2 separate regions of the Homo sapiens genome follow, and region 1 is linked to region 2. Evidence: read pairs that join two places in POLR2A ChIA-PET (ENCODE). Cell type or tissue: PC-3. All regions are shown on one strand. Links, peaks and the distances in the headings refer to the core of each region. The heading gives the core; the rest is flanking DNA.

The links. Peaks named below come from ENCODE experiments on the same cell type or tissue, not always from the same donor. Only the 100,000 strongest peaks of a DNase experiment are listed, where the experiment ranks them.
Region 1: POLR2A ChIA-PET joins it to region 2 with 10 read pairs; 6 of 35 experiments call an interaction of 5 or more read pairs at or near these places.

The regions. Positions count from the first base shown.
Region 1 is chr6:87,501,950-87,507,338 of GRCh38, forward strand. SLC35A1 (solute carrier family 35 member A1) reads left to right here. Exons shown (of 8, transcript NM_006416.5): 5 at 4,433-4,499. Among named protein-coding and RNA genes, the nearest start is that of SLC35A1, 32 kb to the left of the region's middle. In PC-3, for the core only: no CTCF peak of the experiment used is centred there; no DNase peak of the experiment used is centred there.
Region 2 is chr6:87,393,803-87,399,191 of GRCh38, forward strand. LINC01590 (long intergenic non-protein coding RNA 1590) reads left to right here and starts at 3,322. Exons shown (of 2, transcript NR_026784.1): 1 at 3,322-4,575. In PC-3, for the core only: no CTCF peak of the experiment used is centred there; no DNase peak of the experiment used is centred there.

The sequences.
Region 1 (5,389 bases), core at 62-5,061, 110 kb after region 2:
AGAGAAACAGGAAATGGGATGCCAGTGAATAGTTTTGTGAAGGTCAGGAGTTTCCTACAGTTGAATATTTACTCTAACTTTTAGCAAACAGACTATGGTTCTCTTAGGAATGGAAGGCGGCTGGGATGTACAGTGCTTGTGAACAGTATCATATCCCCACCCTCCAGGTCCCCTCCTTCCCCAATTAAAACCCTACTGTTTCTTTCTATAATATGGTTTCTAGACAGACTTCCTGATCCCTGCCTTCTGCCCCTACACTTTTCCTTATATTTTTCTCCTAGATGCATTCATCTGTCATTATTTCTCAATATATCCTAAAACCCCACTGTCTCCCAATGTTGTCTAAGTAATACGAGGCACAGTTTGGTAATTACCCCTTTGTTCTGAATACCGGAGACTTGTTATACAGTCATGCATCGCTTAACAAAGAATGTAAGTTCAGGGTTCTGAGAGATGCATCATTAGGTGATTTCACTGTTGTGCAAACATCATGGAGTATACTTACACAAATCTAGATGGTATAGACTACTTACTACACATCTAGGCTGTACAGTATATAGCCTATTGTTCCTAGGCTACAAACTTCTGCAGCATGTTACTGTGCTGAATACTGTAGCGAGTTGTAACACAGTGGTAAGTTTAGCGTACCTAAACATAGAAAAGGCACAAATATAGTTTTATCTTACAGGACCGCTGTTTTATATGTGGTTCATCATGGACTGAAATGTCATTATGTGGTACATGACTGTTAATTTCTGGGGGGCAGGCAAAGTATCTATTTTACAATTGATCATAAACCACTACATGTAACTGTGTCACCCAAATAGTTTGTCTCAAATGTATCTTGTATCCCTCTCACCCCACTGTTCCCTCAATCTGTCTGCACTGCCATGCACTCCTCCACTACTGGTTAAGTGGGTTCCAAGTGTCAGGACTGGAATAGACTCTCATTGACACTAGAACTCAAACTCTGGCTTATTCTAAACCAGAATGCAGGTTGAGTTTGTATTTATTAAGCTCTTCTTGTTAGCTTTGGGTCATTGCTCAGCCCCTTGAGTTATTTCCAGTTCTTACCCATTATTAGCTTCTCCTTTGGGTATTACGCTTTCCAGAGTCAAAAAAAATATGCCTTCTGGGTCTTTAATGAAAATTTTAGGTAGAACAGGACCAGAGTTCTGTGGCTGTACCTTTAGAATTCTCTCTAGCTTGATCTTTTTCTTGCTTACTGAACATATCATCTCTCATAGTTTTTATGGGTCAGGAATTTGAGGGTGCCTTAGCTAGCTGGTTCTGGCTTGAGGTTGCAGTCAAGATACTGGCTAGGGCTGCAGTCAACTGAAGACTTGACTACGGCTGGAGGATCTGTTTCTAACGTGGCTTATCTATATGCCTGGCAAGTTGGTATTGGTTGATGGCCTAGCTTGATTTTGTTCAATTAACTACCATTTTTCTGTATGAGCATTCACACACTTACGGATTGTACCTTTATCCTCACTACAGTTCTGTGTTGTCTATAAAAATATTATGTGGCTGGTCGCAGATCACCAGGTGAGGAGTTCGAGACCAGCCTGGCTAACATGGTGAAACCCCGTCTGTACTAAAAATACAAAAACTTAGCTGGGCGTGGTGGCAGGCGCCTGTAATCCTAGCTACTCAGGAGGCTGAGGCAGGAGAATCGCTTGAACCTGGGAGGCAGAGGTTGCAGTGAGCCGAGATCGCGCCACTGCACACCAGCTCGAGTGATAGTGCGAGACTCTGTTTCAATAATAATAATAATAACAATAATATGCAAGTCTGTCACATTTTTTGCCAAACATTATCTCTATGGAATTCCCCTCATCACTTAACATTAGGAGTCCTTTCAGTAAGGAAATCTGGTATGTTTCACACTTGGTGAAGTCACACTATTTTCCACTGATGACCATTAAGCTTTTTAAGTACAAGTCATCTCTAAATCTGTTCTAACATTTTGCTGGTAATCAATGTAACAATAACAGCTGCAATCATTTATAATGCACTAAATACTAGCATTATCTAAATGCTTTATATACACTAACTCACCTACTTTTCTTGATAGTCTTTTAAATTTATTTAGCTAGGTAGTCTAGGCGGGGAGAATTGCTTGAGCCCAGGAGTTCAAGACCAGCCTGGGTAATATAGTGAGACCATGTCTCTACAAAAAAATTTAAAACTTAGCTAGATGTGGTGATGCATGCCTGTAGTCCCAGCTACTTGGGAAGCTGAGGTGGGAGGATCACTTGAGCCGAGGAGGTTGAGGCTGTAGTGAACCATGATTATACCACAAGATCCTGTCTCAAAAAGAAAAAAAAAAAAAAAAGCTTTCTTTAATGCCTTACAGGATTTTTTGCAAGCCTCCACTTATTCTGAGTTTTCGATTTCTTGATACTATTCTTAAATTCCTGGTTAGATTCCTCTTGGTGATCTGTACTTCGGCTTTGTTCTTGTAAAATCAGAATTCAGTGAAGATGCCCTTATTTAGATATGTTGATTTCCTTATGTATTCTTTTTTTTACTTTTCACCAGAACCTCCTTCTTCAGTAACTCTTAATCTCTCTTGAATGTTCTTCTCACGAGCCATGGAATTCTAACTTGAAGTTTTACATTTTTGAGTTTTGATTTATTCAGGACTGGAGCACATGTCTCTTAACTGTGCTGTGTTTGGCTCATGCTCAGATCACATGGTTGCTTTCTGCCAAAGTTCCCATCACATCTACTTCATCACCCAGCAGTTTCTTGTCAGAATCAAGTCCAGATAAGCTGTTTCCATCACTATTTTTCCTAACTGTAGAGACATTCAACTGGCAGGAAACTAAGTCAAGAATTTATCAGGCACTCTATTTTTAGCAGTTGGAGCTTCCCAGCAGATGTTGGGATAGGTGGTATCTCACACTATGATTTTATTCTATCTATGCCAGTCTTGAAATTTGTATTATAGGAAAGTATACTTGTTAATAATGTATAGTCTATAGCAGTGGTTCTCAAACTTTAGCGTACATCAGAATCAACTGGAAGGTTGGTTGAAACAGATTGCTAGGCCCATTCCCATAGTTTATGGTTCAGTAGGTCTGGGGTAGAGCCTGACAGTTTTTATTTCTAACAAACCCCCAGTGGTGCCACTGCTGCTGATCCAGGGTCCATACTTTGAGAACCACTGGTCTACAGTGTCTTCTGTTTCTCCTTTTATCTTCATGCAAACAATTTAGACCAAGCTTGCTCTCTCAGGTACCATAAAGTGGCACTTTTCTTATATCAGGCTTATTTATTTTGAACAAGGTATATACTTCCTTGTCATATTACAGTCATGAATCTCAACCCTCTAATTTCAGTGATACTATTGAGATAGTATTTATCTTTCAGGAAAGACTGATGAAAGCTCCTGACAGTTTAGAAAAGAAAGAGAAAATAAAGTGAAACAGAGGGTTAGGACCCATATACTTGGATCTGTGAGCACTGGTCTCACACTATTTTGGTTATATATACTTGTCAATTTTGCCTATACATAACAGAGCTGTGTATTGTAATCTTCTTTATTCATTTAGTATGTATCTTAGTCCATTTTCTGCTGCTATAACAGAATACGCAGAGTGGGTAACTCATAAAAAACAGAAGTTTATTTGGCCCATGGTTCTGGAGGCTGGGAAGTCCAGAACACGGTGCTGGCATCTGGTGAGGCTCATTCTATGGCAGAAGGCAGAAGCGATCCCATGTGACAGAGGGAAGTGGGCTGAACTCATCCTTTTTATCAGAAACCTGCTCCCTCAATAACTAACTCATTCCCTCAGTAATGGCATCAATCCCTTCTTGAGGACAGAGCCTTCATGACCTAATCATCTCTTAAATGCCCACCTCTTAATACTGTTAGAACGGCAATTAAATCTCAACATGTGTTTTGAAGTTGACATTCAAACCACAGCAGTGTGTATAGACAATGTATCTGGTACACAGAAGGTATACTAAAAATTCAATAAATTGGGGAGTCTTAAGAGGCAGCACTGTATCCTGTAGGTGATGAGGAATAAATAAGTTAAATTGTTATCATTTTCAGGATTGATGCTATAAGCTCTTAAATTAGAGTGATAATAGAAATTAAAATTAAGTAGTATGCTGACTTGGCCTGTTCAAAAGTTCATGCTAGAGTGCTTATTGGTATTAGGAAACAGTGGGCACATATTATATTAAGCATATACTATGGCTGTGATTTGAGGGACACATTTTTCACTTAAGCCAAGTGCCCTGGTTAATTTCTGGAATGGTCTTTTTGTTTAGTTGTCTTATTCTGTAGAATAGCTGTGTCTGATGTGGAATATACTTTTAGTAAGACTGTAACAGGTTTTTGTATTTATTTGTTTGGACTCTTGGATGAACTCTGTTTATTAGTCACTAAAAATAACTTTAACAATTAATATTGCAGGTGGAACAAAATCCATTATTAGGGTTTGGCGCTATAGCTATTGCTGTATTGTGCTCAGGATTTGCAGGTAAATCATGAAAGCATTGTTTTATTCTTTTGTCATATTTTTCGAAAACATCAAACTTTAGACACCAGTCTAGTTTATCTTGCTTTCTCAGTTTTATTCCCATTAAACTTGATCTTCTTGCTTATATTTAGTTTTATGTCAGCTGTTTTTCCAGTAAATGTATAGCATTGTTCAACTAAGTTCAGACTCAGTCCCTATTCATACTTGCAGTTAACTACTTCTGTTATCCTTGACCATCTCAGTCCGGCCAAAAACCCAAAAGTAAATGAAAAAAGACTTCTGAAAATGGAGGAAATTAGTCTTCAGAAAGCCCTTTCCTTTTTTCTGGAACTGCCACTATCAAGTCAGATCCTGCTGCTTTAGGTTGTTAATGTTACCAGCTAAGTATCTTTTTTTCCCCTATAACCTCAAGTTCTTTCTCTGCTTTAACAGGTTAGGAGCTATGGAGTAGGATCATGAGGTGGGTCGAGAGTACCTTAGAAAACATAATACATAAAGCTAATAACCAAACAGGGAGGAAAGACAACACAAAATCACTAACATCAACAATCCACGGAAGTCTGGCGTTGTATGTGTAGGGACAAGCACTCCTCCAATGCATCAAGATAAGAAAGTATGAATATTAAGTGTAACATAAAAAAAGTTTTAGAAATAGTTCCAGCAGAGATTTAGTTTTTAATATATTCTGCTTAAAGCTTTTAGTAGAATATATTAGTTATAGCTATACATCTTTATTATTTATTTGTACCTATTTCAAGTCAGGACTATTTTTGACTAGGAAAGCAGGCTGAATACAGAAGTAAAATACTGCTTGTAAATAAGATGTTTTATACGAGGGGAAAATTTAAATTCAGGAATATACTTACTGATAGCATTGTGTTCTAGAAACC
Region 2 (5,389 bases), core at 278-5,277:
CATCCTGTTACTCCTTATCGATCTGAGGTTTGCTAGAATCCTCTGTTCTGGGGTACTGTGGGAGAAAGTCTACAAATAGAGCAAATCTGGGCCACTGCAGATTTCAATCACATGTGACTAAATTACAATCAGATCATAAAAATTAGTCTGCAACACTGATATTGATTACAAATTTTATAAGTATCAATAAACTATGCTCTCATTTTTGGTACTTCAAGTCATTTTTATTACTAAGTTGCTGACAGGGATAACCTATTTTTTTAAATGCCTAATGCACACATGTATCATTGTCCATCAGAATCAAAGACAGAATTTGTACATAATATTGAAAAATGGAAAAGTGCTTGCTGCACATGGTATTTTAGATTAGCTACTTTTGCAAAGTGTGTACCCCTGGACCACCTGAACTAGAATAACCTGGAATGCTTGTTAAAATGAAAATTTTCAGCTGGGCGTGGTACCTCATGCCTGTAATCCCAGCACTTTGGGAGGCTGAGGTGGGCGGATCACGAGGTCAGGAGATGAGACCATCCTGGCTAACACGATGAAACCCCATCTCTACTAAAAATACAAAAAATTAGCCAGGTGTGGTGGCACATGCCTTTAGTCCCAGCTACTTGGGAGGCTGAGGCAGGAGAATTGCTTGAACCCGGGAGGCAGAGGTTGCAGTGAGCCGAGATCATGCCACTGCACTCCAGCCTGGCAACAAAGTGAGATTCTGTCTCAAAAAAAAAAAAAAAAAAAAAAGAAAGAAAGAAAGAGCAAGGGATGTCCTTAACCAGAAAAATGATATTTATTTTTTCATTTTCAGCAAACATCATACTTAAAGGGGTAATGCAAGCATTTATTTTAAGCTAGTGGAACTGAGTATTACTACTGCTACTATTCAAAATTGAACTGGAAGTTTTAATTAGAACAGTAAAAGAGGGAAAAGACATGAAAAGTAAATGTACTGACTGATACTACCTGACTTCAAGGCTTACTGAAAAGCTACCAGACAGTGTGGTATAAGCCAAAGAATAAATAAATAGATCAGTGGAACAGAATAAGGAGTCCAGAAATAGACCCACACAGACATAGTCAATTCTTTTGAAAAAGGTGCAAAGGCAATCCAAAGGAGAAAAGATAATATTTTCAACAAAAGGTGCTGGCACAACAGGACATCCAGAAGCAAAAAAGAAAAAAAGAAAAAAAAATGAAGACACAAACTCTATAGCCTTCACAAAAATTAACTCAAAATGATAACAGACCTAAATGTAAAACACAAAATTATAAAACCTATAGGATATAACAGAAAAAAACTAGATGACCTTGAATTTGATGATGATTTTTTAATAGAATACCAAAAGCATCATCCATAAAAGAAAAAATGGATAGGTTGGGCTTCATGAAAATTGAAAACTTCTGCACTGCAAAATACCTTGTTAAGGGAATGAAAACACAAGCCACAGACTTGGATAACATTTTTGCAAAACACATATGTGATAAAGGACTGTTAACCACATCATACAAAGAACCCTTAAAACTAAACAATATGAAACAAAAAACCCAACTTTTAAAATGAGCAAAAAATTTCAACAGATATCTCACTAAAGGAGATATATAGATGGCAATTAAGCATATGAAAAGGTGTTCAACATCATATGTCATTAGGGAATTGCAAATTAAAATAACAATAACATACTACTACACACCTATTAGGATGGCCAAAACAATACATTTACAACAACAAATGCTGCCAAGGACGTGAAGAAATTGGAATTCTTTTCTCTGCTGACATGTGGGAATGCAGAATGGTATAGCCACTTTGGAAAGCAGTTTGGCAGTTTCTTACAAAACTAAACATAGTCTTACCATGTGGTTCAACAATTGTACTCCAGTAAAAAGATCAGTGGTTGCCAGGGGTTGGGGGAAGGGAGGGATGATAGAGCACAGAGCATTTTTATAACAGTAAAACTATTCTGTATGATACTGTAATGGTGGATACCTGTCCTTATACATTTGTCCCAACCCATAGATTCCACGGCACCAAGAGTGAATCCTAAACTATGGACTTCAGGTGATAATGATGGGTTCATCAATTATAACATGTGCCACCGTGGTGCAGGATGTCAGTAGCCAGGGAGGTTAGGTGTGTGGGGATAGGGATAGACGGGAACTTTGTACTTTCTACTCAATACTGCTGTGAACCTAAAATTGCTCTAAAAAATAAAATTTATTAATTTTTTTAAAAGTGGGGACAAAGTCTTCCCTGGAACCTGTCACAAGACATGCCTATGACATGCTTTTGGTGTCTACATATCAAGCCAGCTTTTTTCCACTTAATTAACATCTCATATTCATTAAACAATTATTAATAAAATACCTACCATGGGATAGGCATTGTTCTAGGTACTAGGAATAAAGTAGCAAATGAAGCAGATATTTAAAAACTCAGATATTTCACATCTGGGAATCTGAATAAATTACATGCGATACAAAAAATTCTTATACTCAAATAACTCCACTGTTATTTATAATGGTGAAAACTTGAAAATATACTACATAATAGTGGGAATACTTCAGTAAATTATGACACATCCACTCAATTGCATATTATACAGCTATTAAAAATACAGCCCATAATAAGATATAAAAATGTCTGTGTTGTAATGTTGACTGTAAAGGAGTAACATAAGATATGGTAAGAATGTAGATAAGGTGAGTCATTACATGAACATGTTAACAACATTAATCCTTTGTTAATGAATCTATGGGTGGCAGATTTGTACTCCCAAATTTTCATAAAGAGCATGTCTTATTTTTATAATGGAAAATGTCCCAATAAAATATTTTTAAGCCTAGACACTTAATATTTGAATTGACTAGCCAAATCTTCATGCTTTTAATGTCGTAGGTGTGTATCTAATAATTGCTGAAGCTGGAATTTCCTTCGTGTGCAGTCAGCCACACCTCGCTATACCTGTCAAACCATCTCAATTATCCACTCCAATTGTCATGCCTCTCGTGGGTTAGTTGTAAATGGAACACAACTCTAGCATGACATTGCGACTTAAAAGAGCATATCCAGTATTTCGATGATCATTCTGGAAATATATTTCCTCTTCAAAGTTTTTACCTGTCAGTGAGGCATTTAAATTGGGGCATTCTCTTGTTTCTGAAGTCTGATAAAATCTTGACCTTAGAATATTTATTGGTAATATTTATTCATTCACAAAATTAGTTCTTAGCATATCCTATATGTCAGGCATTAGTCTAGAGCTGGGGCTAGAAAAATGAATAAGATTGGGTTCCTGACCCCAGCCCAGGCTCACACTGTAGTAAAGGGAAACAGACATGAACACTAGGTGACATGGAGTGTTAGGGGCGCTATGGTAGAAGTCTGCAGAGAGTGCAATGGGCGTCCAAATGAGGAAGTGATCACTTGCACAAGAGTGGGAGGCTTGGCTGGAAAGGCTTCTCTGAATAGGATGACATTTGATCTGTGTTTTGAAGGGCATCGTTGGCAAGGTAAGTAATCCAATTAAAGGAGGTTGCCTCAGCTAAAGCACAGTATGCTCAAAGGTGCGGATCATTTGAAAATTTGAGTTCAGGTGCAGTAGGGGTAAGGTAAGTATCCAACAGAATTTTCTACAATGATGGAAATGTTCTATATTGTCACTGTCCAATACGGTAGCCTCTAGCCACATTTGGCCAGTACAACTGAAGAATTGAATATTAACTTTCATTTAATTCTAGCTAATTTAAATTTAAATAGTTTCATCAGTTAGTGGCTACCATATTGAACAGTGCAGGTTTAGAGATAAACAGAGGCCAGTTGCAGGAGGGTCTTGCATCCCATTGAGGAGGACTGAATTTTCTTCTGCAGGGCCTTCTGTGGTCTGCAGAAAGGGCAGTACACAGGCAGTAATATTATCAGCTTTGCCTGTGGGAGTGCCCCAGCCTGGAAGCAGATAATACAGTTAGGAGATTCCCATAACCTGCCTGAGTGAGAGCATTAGTAATTAGGGAAGGAAATGGATGTGAGACTTGCTGAGAAGGGCTGGACAGGCTTAGTGACAGGTCTGAGTGTGAGGGGAGAGGGAGTGGGGGAAGTGGGATCAGGTTTGAGCCAGCTATTAAATCAATGCCAATTCATCCCATAAAGAATGCAGAGAGTGGGACAGGTTTGGAGAGTGTAAGGAACATGGCTGTGCTGTAGCCAAGCAGGCATAGGGTAGCAGGAATAGGCCGAGGTAAACAGCCTAGACATCTCAGCGGGATTGGGGTGCAAGTGCACAGTCCTGTGTCTTATATAGTCACAGCCATGTAGGCATAACATAGAGCAGCTCCCCACCTGGCTCTCAGCCACTAGTGTTTGTGTAGTGTATAAATGTAACACTGACCCTGTGAAGGGGCTGCTGAATAAAGCCATGTCTCATTTACCTGCTGTCTCTCCAGTGTTCTTCCAGCTCCCTGCCCCACATCCACCCACTGTCCTCAGACCTCAGCTGGGGCTGCACCCCAACCCTGAGTGTGACAGAGAGAAGATGAGTGTTAGAGATCATGATCCTGAAGTGCTGACGAGAAATTCAGGTGAGTTATTACTATCTTTCTTTCTTTTTCTTTTCTTTTCTTTTTTTGAGATGGAGTCTTGCACTCTGTCTCCCAGGCTGGAGTGCAATGGCGTGATCTTGGCTCACCCCAACCTCCGCTTCCCAGGTTCAAGTGATTCTCCTGCCTCAGCCTCCTGAATAGCTGGGATTACAGGCAAGTGCCACCATGCCTGGCTAATTTTTGTATTTTTAGTAGAGATGGGGTTTCTGTACGTTGGCCGGGTTGGTCTCGAACTCCTGACCTCACGTGATCCACCCACCTAGGCCTCCCAAAGTGCTGGGATTACAGGCATGAGCCACTGCTCCCAGCCACTTATTACTATCTTTCTACTTGCATTGTGCCAAGAGGAAACTGACAGTTCAGCCCTCGTCAACTGAGAGACAGTTGAATTAAAGTAATCTGATGGCATCTCTGGCATTTATTCAGCCATAAGAAAACAGCTGCTAAAAGTGGAATGCAGCTTTTTTAGAATTTCAGCAAAGGTGGAAGGAGATCCAAAAAATTCCTTCTTAGCTGTGCATGGTGGCTCATGCCTATAATCTCAGCACTTTGGGAGGGCGAGGTGGGGGATCACTTGAGGCCAGGAGTTTGAGACCAGCCTGGGCAATATGGTGAAACCCTGTCTCTACTGAAAATACAACAATTAGCCGGGCATGGTGGCATGTGCCTGTAATCCCAGCTACTTGGGAGGCTGAGACACAAGAATCACTGTAACCTGGGAGGTGGAGGTTGCAGTGAGATTGTACCACTCCACTCCAGCCTGGGCAACAGAGTGAGACTCTGTTTCAAAAAA